2 separate regions of the Homo sapiens genome follow, and region 1 is linked to region 2. A link is a contact called in ENCODE Hi-C or POLR2A ChIA-PET data. All regions are on one chromosome and are shown on one strand. The core of a region is the stretch at or near the end of the contact, and the rest is flanking DNA. Distances in the headings are between cores, read along the strand shown.

Region 1 (3,777 bases), core at 1,278-3,777, 56 kb after region 2:
GATGTATTATGTTCACTTTGTAAGAGAATTCACAAAGTTCTCATTATAGTGCTAGAGGATTTTTGTAATGCTTCAGTGCTGAAAGGGCTATATGGGTCTTTTAATAATAATAATCCTGATTATTTTTACATTTTTGTTTTTTAATTTCCTCCTTCAGATTTCTCTTACAGCCTAAGATTGGTAAGAAGAACACTAATGTTTCCTGCAGGAGTTGTCTATGAGATAGCACTAAAGAAAAAAATGAGAAGACCAAACCGGATTTTACAAGCATAAAATAAACTTGAGACTTAGTTTATCCTCTAAATCAGTAGTTCTCAACCAGGAGTGAATGTGCCCTTCAGGGGGTATATGACATGTCTGGAGATATTTTTGAGAAGCCAGAGATGCTAATAAATACCCTGCAAGGTGCAGGACAGTCCCCCCACAACAAAGAATTATCCAGTCCAAAATGTCAATAGTATCGAAGTTAAGAAACCCTGCTCTAAAAAAAGTATCCCAGAAATGAGACATTTCACTAGACAGTAATTCTATTTCCCCATGATGCTATTTACTTCATGAATCCATCAATTTGTTTAGATTTTACTAAAAGCAAACTGAGGGTGGGTGCGGTGGCTCACGCCTGTAATCCCAGCACTTTGGGAGGCCGAGGTAGGCGGATCACTTGAGGTCAGGAGTTCGAGACCAGCCTGGCCAACATGGTGAAACCCAGTTTCTACTAAAAATGCAAAAAAGTTAGCTGGGCGTGGTAGCACATGCCTGTAATCCCAGCTACTCAGGAGTCTGAGACAGGAGAATCGCTTGAACCTGGGAGGCAGAGGGTGCAGTGAGCCAAGATCGTGCCACTGCGCTCTAGCCTAGGCGACAGATGGAGACTCCGTCTCAAAATACACATACGTACGTACATACATACATACATACATACATACATACATACATACATATATACATACGAGACAACTGGAGAACACTTACAAAGTATTTTATGTAACATAAAATGATGAGATGCATATAAAAGTAATGTGTCCTTTCAAAACTCCAAAGTAAAATCATCTTTAAAATCCTAAAATAATCTTTAGGATACAAATACTTACTCTCAATGATTCCTGGAATGAGGAGGCCTGGTACTGTGCATATTTAGCAATTGTAGTATGAGATCTATTACTTTCACAATGCCAGATTTTCTTTGTTCCAGTGGGATCCCAGTTTTCATCTGCTGGCTGCAACAACTGTGTCCTCACTTCTACCATATGTTCATTGTTAGCTTCCACCAAAGTTTTAGTAGAGAAAAGTCCCAGGTCTTCATGAATACATAAATGTAGTTAAAAAATGAAAATTATATTTGGGATAATATTTTAAGTGCTTTTTTTTTTTAAAGGAAGAAGGTAAAGCATTTTACGGCACTGTATCCAGTTCCCATAAAAAACTAGGGCCTCTGCACAACCTGAGCTATGTGCCAAGTTTGCAGAACCATACGCTGAAGCCCTGAATCTAACTGCTATGTCATCCCATCCGAGAAAGAATTAAGTGTGAAAGGACTGAAATTTCACTTATTTATTTAATTTCTGCAGATGCCAGGAAATACTTATGGGGCTATAGTATTTATTAGTAGCATCAAATTTCACCTACATTTTATAATCAAATTTTTTCTATTAACCTAAATCACAATTATGTAAACGGACCAAAGTAATAGCTAAATTTAAAAACCTCCACCAAATTGTCAGTAACCAGTATCACCAACAATATATTCACATCATGGATTAAAGAAGTGATACACACACTCTCTCTCATTCTTAGTACTAAAAAAAAGTAAAATTAAAATACAAAAAAAGAAAAAAAAAGAAAAAAGAAAAAAAAGAAAAGTATCTGCCAGTGCTGGAAAAGTTAAAAGATAGCAAAACAAAGAGACAAACGTTTTCCTTTTTTAATTTAAGGCTTACCTAACTTAAGAGCTCCAGCAAGGCCACGTATTACTGTAACAGGGTTGTTCGGATTTGTACAAAATTGATGTAATGGAGGAAAGAAAGCATCACGTTTATTTTCCAACTGTAAAATTAAAATATGTGGTTAGATCTCAGGAAAACAGAGCTTTTATTTAAATATTATGCTCCAAATTAATATTCATTATTTTTCACAATTTAAATAACGCATTTTATGGGGTGATATTTCTATTTGACAGTATCTTATCACTGTGACTTTTGATTCTAGTTTTAATCAGATAGTAACCACATACATTTCTCCTTTCCATTTTATCATGACAAAAATATGTAGGAGAAATGAAACTGAAATTAAACTTCAAAATCAAAGTGTTTTAAATATTATTCAGTCTTAAAATGAAAAGACAATCTTGACACATGCTGCAACATGGATGAATCTTGAGGACATTATGTTAAGTGAAATAAGCCAGTCACAAAAAGACAAATATTGTATGGTTCCACTTACATGAGGTATCTAGAATAGTCAAATTTATAGAAACAGAAAGTAGAATGGTAGTTGCCAGGGGCTGGCAGGAGGGAGAAATGGGTAGTTGTTCAGTGTGTAGTTTCAGTTTGTCAAGATGAGAAAGTTCTGGAGATTGGTTGGACACCAATGTGAATATGCTTAACAGTACTGAACTGCACACTCAGAAATGGGTAAGATGGTAAATTTTATGCTATGTGTTTTTAAAAAATCACAATATAAGAGAGGAAAAGAAAAAAAATTATGCCTAAACAAATATTATCAAAGAAAGCAGACTGAAGAGGACCCATAAAAGATAAAAACTTAATTTTGCATTTTTTTTTCTCCTCAGAGCTCACTTTACAAGTTTTTTTACATGTCTATCCCAGTGCTTCCCTTACATAGTAAGGGATAAACAACAACTGGTTGGAGGAAGAATTAATATGATAATATTTGGCCTCTAGAGGGCAAGGGGGTTAAATCTATAAAACAAACTCTAGTACCATTTTATAGATGCAAGATCATTATACATATACTACCCTAACTTTATACTTACAAAATTTTAATTTGGGATAGAAGCAGGAAAATGAAAGGAAATAGGATAGGAAGATCTATTTGGAAGAAACAGAAATAGGAATTGTTTTGATTGAACTGCTAATGACTTCCTATATCAGATTCCTATATTTCTATAAAGTAAAACTAGTATCTAGTTTTAAATGTTTTAAATAACCTATTAAGTTTTTTTAGTCACATATATCTACTATCACACTTATGTTCTCAAACACTTATTTTGAAGGTAGTATCTTTTTTGGGGGGGTAGATGTATAAAACAGAATGAATGTTAAGGTCCACATAACTAAGTAGAATGTGGATTTAAAACCCAGTTTACTAAAAAAAGTTACACTTTTAGGTAGCTTTTTCCTAACGCTGCTCAAAATTAGGGCAATAAAAAATGTTTCTCATGATTCTAATATCATCACAGTTAATAGCTGAGAAGGTCCTTTAAAAATGCTATTACAAAATCTTCTTGAATATATCTTCCCCCCCGCCCCCAAACTATTTAATCTGCTGCCAATAATTGTAATGTTTCCTAAAGGGCATCCATGTAAATTTAAAGATTTTATGAAAGACAGGTAGTTGCAAACACTGTTTTATTTCTAGTCAGTCAATTCAGACTCACGTAAATACTAGGTGTAGGTGGATTCAACTTGTCCTTTGGCAAGGGAGGGTATGGTGAAGATGGTGGTCTTGGAGGTGGACATTTATCCAACAAAATGCTACTGTTAGATAAGCCATTTTTACCTAGATTCCTGGAAAAAAAAAAAAAGGGATAATCAGTTG
Region 2 (3,844 bases), core at 291-2,790:
TTTCAAGTCCCAGGAACTAAAAAAAAACTCAACAACACAAAGTTTCAGAAAAATTTCAGAAACTGGGTAACTAACAATGAAAGCTGGAAAAAATGATTTTCACATTGATCATTCGTTTTGTTTTACTTGCTTCAGTCTTAAATCTGCAGCTTGCTTTTCCTGGATTTCCATTTGATAGTATGCTGCTTCTTAGAGTCATGACTTATGTATTATTAGTCCATTTTCACTCTGCTGATAAAGACATACCTGAGACTGGGTAATTTATAAAGAAAAAGAGGTTTAATGGACTTACAGTTCCACGTGGCTGGAGAGGCCTCACAATCACGGCTGAAGGCAAAAGGCATGTCTTACATGGTGGCAGACAAGAGAATGAGAGCCAAATGAAAGGGGAAACGCCTTATAAAATCATCAGATCTCATGAGATTTATTCACTACCATGAGAACAGTATGGGGGAAACTGCCCCCATGATTCAATTATCTCCCACCAGGTCCCTCCCACAACACTTGGAAATTATGGGAGCTACAATTCAAGATGAAATTTGAGTGGAGACACAGCCTAACCATATCAACTTGTATGGGGAACTAGAGTTTATATCACCTTCGCGTATTCATAGAAAGGGAGGAGGGGGCAAGACTGATATATATAAAGTAATTTTTGTTTAGGTTGCATATGGACAATTTTTGCTTACTGTTCTATTAAGAGTAATTGTCCACACAGATGTCCACAATAGAGCTTTTCATGGATAGATGCATGAAAAATACATGTTGAATGCATGAAATGGGAGAGAAGGAGGAAAAAACAGAGGGAGAGAGAAATCCGACTTGCCATCACACCATCAGGACCAACAGGAGGAATCAAACAGAAGCAGGGACAACTCTAGGCTGAATGAAAGGGAACAAATGATGTCTGCTCATTGAACATGTAGCTCACTGTAGACGGAGCAACCAAGCAACATAACAGTGTTAGTGGGAGCTAGGAATGTGGCAGGATAGAGGAAAGGGGAGGGGAGAAAAATCGAGAGCTGTGTTCACAATAATTTCTTCCTCATCTATGGTTTAGAAAATCAGAAGAGCCAAGTCCTCTGAGAATAGGACACTGCACCCAATACAGAACTCAGCTGTGGTTTTGGGAGATATTCTGGCCCTTCATTAAAGCAATCTCAGCCTCCGACTAATTTCTTTGTCTTTTTTTAAGTTGCCATTTTTCCTCCCTGTTTGGCAGCAAATCTGTGGGATTAATGCCCACTCTGTTGTGCTCTGGAAACTGTTTCAGCCAGCTCTGTGATGCTCCTGAAGCAGCTGCCAGAAAGTTAAGAGGCCGAAATGCGGTTGGCAAAAGCTCCTGTAATTTTTACAAAATTATCTGTCTTCCCAGAAAGACTGTCTGATAACCGTTTCTGGTGGCTGAGGAGCCTGTGGCCTGTTAGAGCCAATCCTGCCACAAGATCAAGTCAAGCCGACCTCCCACCAACCTTGGGTGAACTCTGCAACAGGCCCCAGCAGGAAGCGGCCAAGCAAGGCCTCTGAGCCCAGAACACTGGCTCCATTCACAGGAGCGCCACGCTACAGCTGCCTGTCTCCCCACTGCAGAGGATAAGCCTGCATGGCAGATCCTGCTAGCCTTGTTTTGTGCTTTGTTGGGTTTATTGATGGCTTAATTTCCCACTTCCTACTCCTGTTCTTTCTTTTCTTCTCCTTTTAATTGAGGTATAAATTAGACACCATAACAGGTGTACTTCTTCAGTATATAGTCTGATGAATTTTTCATACACACACACGTACATATACATATATATACACACACACATATATACACACATGCACACACACATAATTAAGATATAGAACATTTCCATTCCTCAAGAAATGTCTTCCATGCAACTTCCCAATCAATACTGTGTCCCCTCTCATCTCCAACAGAGGTAACAGTAATTCTGGATTCTCGTGCTACGGATTAGTTTTGCCTGTTCTTGAACTTCACATAAATGGAATCATACAGTATGTACTCGTTTGGATCTAGCTTCTTTCACTTAGCATGTTTTTGAGGTTTATCCTCAAAACAAAGTATCTGTACTTTGTTCCTTTTTCTTGCTGAGTAGAATTCTGTCGTATGGAGATATCAGATATTGCTTATCTATTCAGCCATTCCAGAACATTTGGGTTGTTCCCAGTTTAGACCTATTATTGATCAATCAACAGACAAATGGATAAAGAAAATGTGGTACATATATACACAACAGAGTACTATTCAGCCATCAAAAAGAATGAGATCCTGTCATCTGCAACAACATGGGAGGAACTGGAGGTCATTATGCTAGGTCAAATAAGCCAGGCACAGAAAGACAAACATCGCATGTTCTCACTTAGTTGTGGGATCTAAAAATTAAAACAATTGAACTCGTGGAGACAGAGAGTAGAAGGATGGTTACCAGAGGTGGAGAAGGGTAGTGGTTTGGGGAGGGGAAGTGAGGATGTTTAATGGGTACAAAATACAGTTAGAATGAGAAAGACCTACTATTGATAACACAGCAGGGTAGCTATAGTCAACAATAATTTACTGTACATTTTAAAATAACTAAAAGCAAACTTGGATTGTTTGTAACACAAAGAAAAGATAAATGCTTGAGGTGATGGGTACCCCATTTACCCTGATGTGATTATTATGCATTGTATGCCTGTATCAAAATATCTCATGAACTCCACAAATATATACATCTACCCACGAAAATTAAAAATAAAAAAATGTTTAAAGAATTTAAAAAATGAGCTGTTACAAATGTTCTTGTAAAGGTCTTTGTGTGACTTATGCACACCGCTGTTTTACTGACGAATCCATTTCTCCAGGGGGAAAACCATGGCAGTTAAGTCTGAGTCCATCAAGAGCAACAGAACACTGGGGGCATGGTCTCATGTCCAGAGGTCCAGCTCATAGATAAATTTAGAGTGTCAAAGAAGCTGTCCTGATTTGTCCCAATCAAGTAAGCTGTCCAGTTCTTCTAACAGTCGAAAGGCATCTGGGTCTTGTGGCGGTAAAACGCGATGGCAATGGGAGCTGTGATTGGGCTCAAATTTTTAATTTTTAATTAAAATTTTGTGCTTGGCTGAGTTTCTTCAGCCTGTAGCCTGACAAGTCTAGTGTCAATGACTTGGACACCATGGGTGGAGTTTCAACCAACCTAATATAGTTTGGATATTTGTCCCCTCCAAATCTCGAAATTTGATGACTAGTGTTAGGGGTAGGGCCTGGTGGGAGGTGTTTGGGTCATAGGGGTGGATCCCTCAGGAAAGCCTTGGTACCATCCTTGTGGTAATGAATGAATTCTCACTCTATTAGTTCTCATAAGAGCTGGTTGTTAAAAAGAGCCTGGCACCTCCTCCCTTCTTCTCTCACTTCTTCCTCCCTCTCTTTTGCCATGTGATTCTCGTTCCCCTTAACCTTCCACCATGAGTGGAAGCTTCCTGAGGCCCTCACCAGATACAGATGCTGGTGCCATGCTTCTTGTACAGCCTACGGAACTGTGAGCCAAATAGACCTCTTTCCTTTCTAAATTACCCAGCCTCAGGCATTCCTTTATAACAACACAAAGGGACTAAGACAGAACGTCTTCATGGATGACCCTGTCTTATCCATTTGTCTCTTAGCTGTCCTATGGCACTCAAGAAGGGATCATTAATGATGGGTATGGAATAAAAACTACCGATTACTCCCCATGCCATGGAGACCAAGGAGATTGATTTAGTCTCCTTTGCAGAATTTCTGATGCTAAAGAGGGTACCCTGCATTCACTATAATTCCTGGATATTCAGCCTGCCCCCTATTTCTAGTCCCTAACAGTAATTTCAC

The links. A loop is a pair of places that touch in the nucleus more often than their neighbours do. ChIA-PET counts read pairs that join two places held with the same protein, here RNA polymerase II (POLR2A). Pooled maps may share reads with other maps.
Region 1: a map of naive thymus-derived CD4-positive, alpha-beta T cell shows a loop between it and region 2 (4-fold over the local background). The contact joins two enhancer-like sites. A Hi-C loop is called at or near these places in 3 of 168 maps with a recorded cell type or tissue (IMR-90, heart left ventricle and naive thymus-derived CD4-positive, alpha-beta T cell) and 4 of 50 pooled maps. POLR2A ChIA-PET finds 5 or more read pairs at or near these places in 3 of 52 experiments (A673, PC-9 and naive thymus-derived CD4-positive, alpha-beta T cell).

The regions. Positions count from the first base shown.
Region 1 is chrX:45,076,666-45,080,442 of GRCh38, reverse strand. KDM6A (lysine demethylase 6A) reads right to left here. Exons shown (of 30, transcript NM_001291415.2): 19 at 3,617-3,746; 20 at 1,938-2,043; 21 at 1,092-1,297. Among named protein-coding and RNA genes, the nearest start is that of DIPK2B, 120 kb to the left of the region's middle. Within about 2 kb of position 2,527, at least 2 of the 41 ENCODE cell types and tissues checked have a DNase peak (open chromatin) inside an H3K27ac peak, as active enhancers do.
Region 2 is chrX:45,132,072-45,135,915 of GRCh38, reverse strand. No RefSeq gene overlaps it. Among named protein-coding and RNA genes, the nearest start is that of DIPK2B, 67 kb to the left of the region's middle. Within about 2 kb of position 1,540, at least 5 of the 41 ENCODE cell types and tissues checked have a DNase peak (open chromatin) inside an H3K27ac peak, as active enhancers do.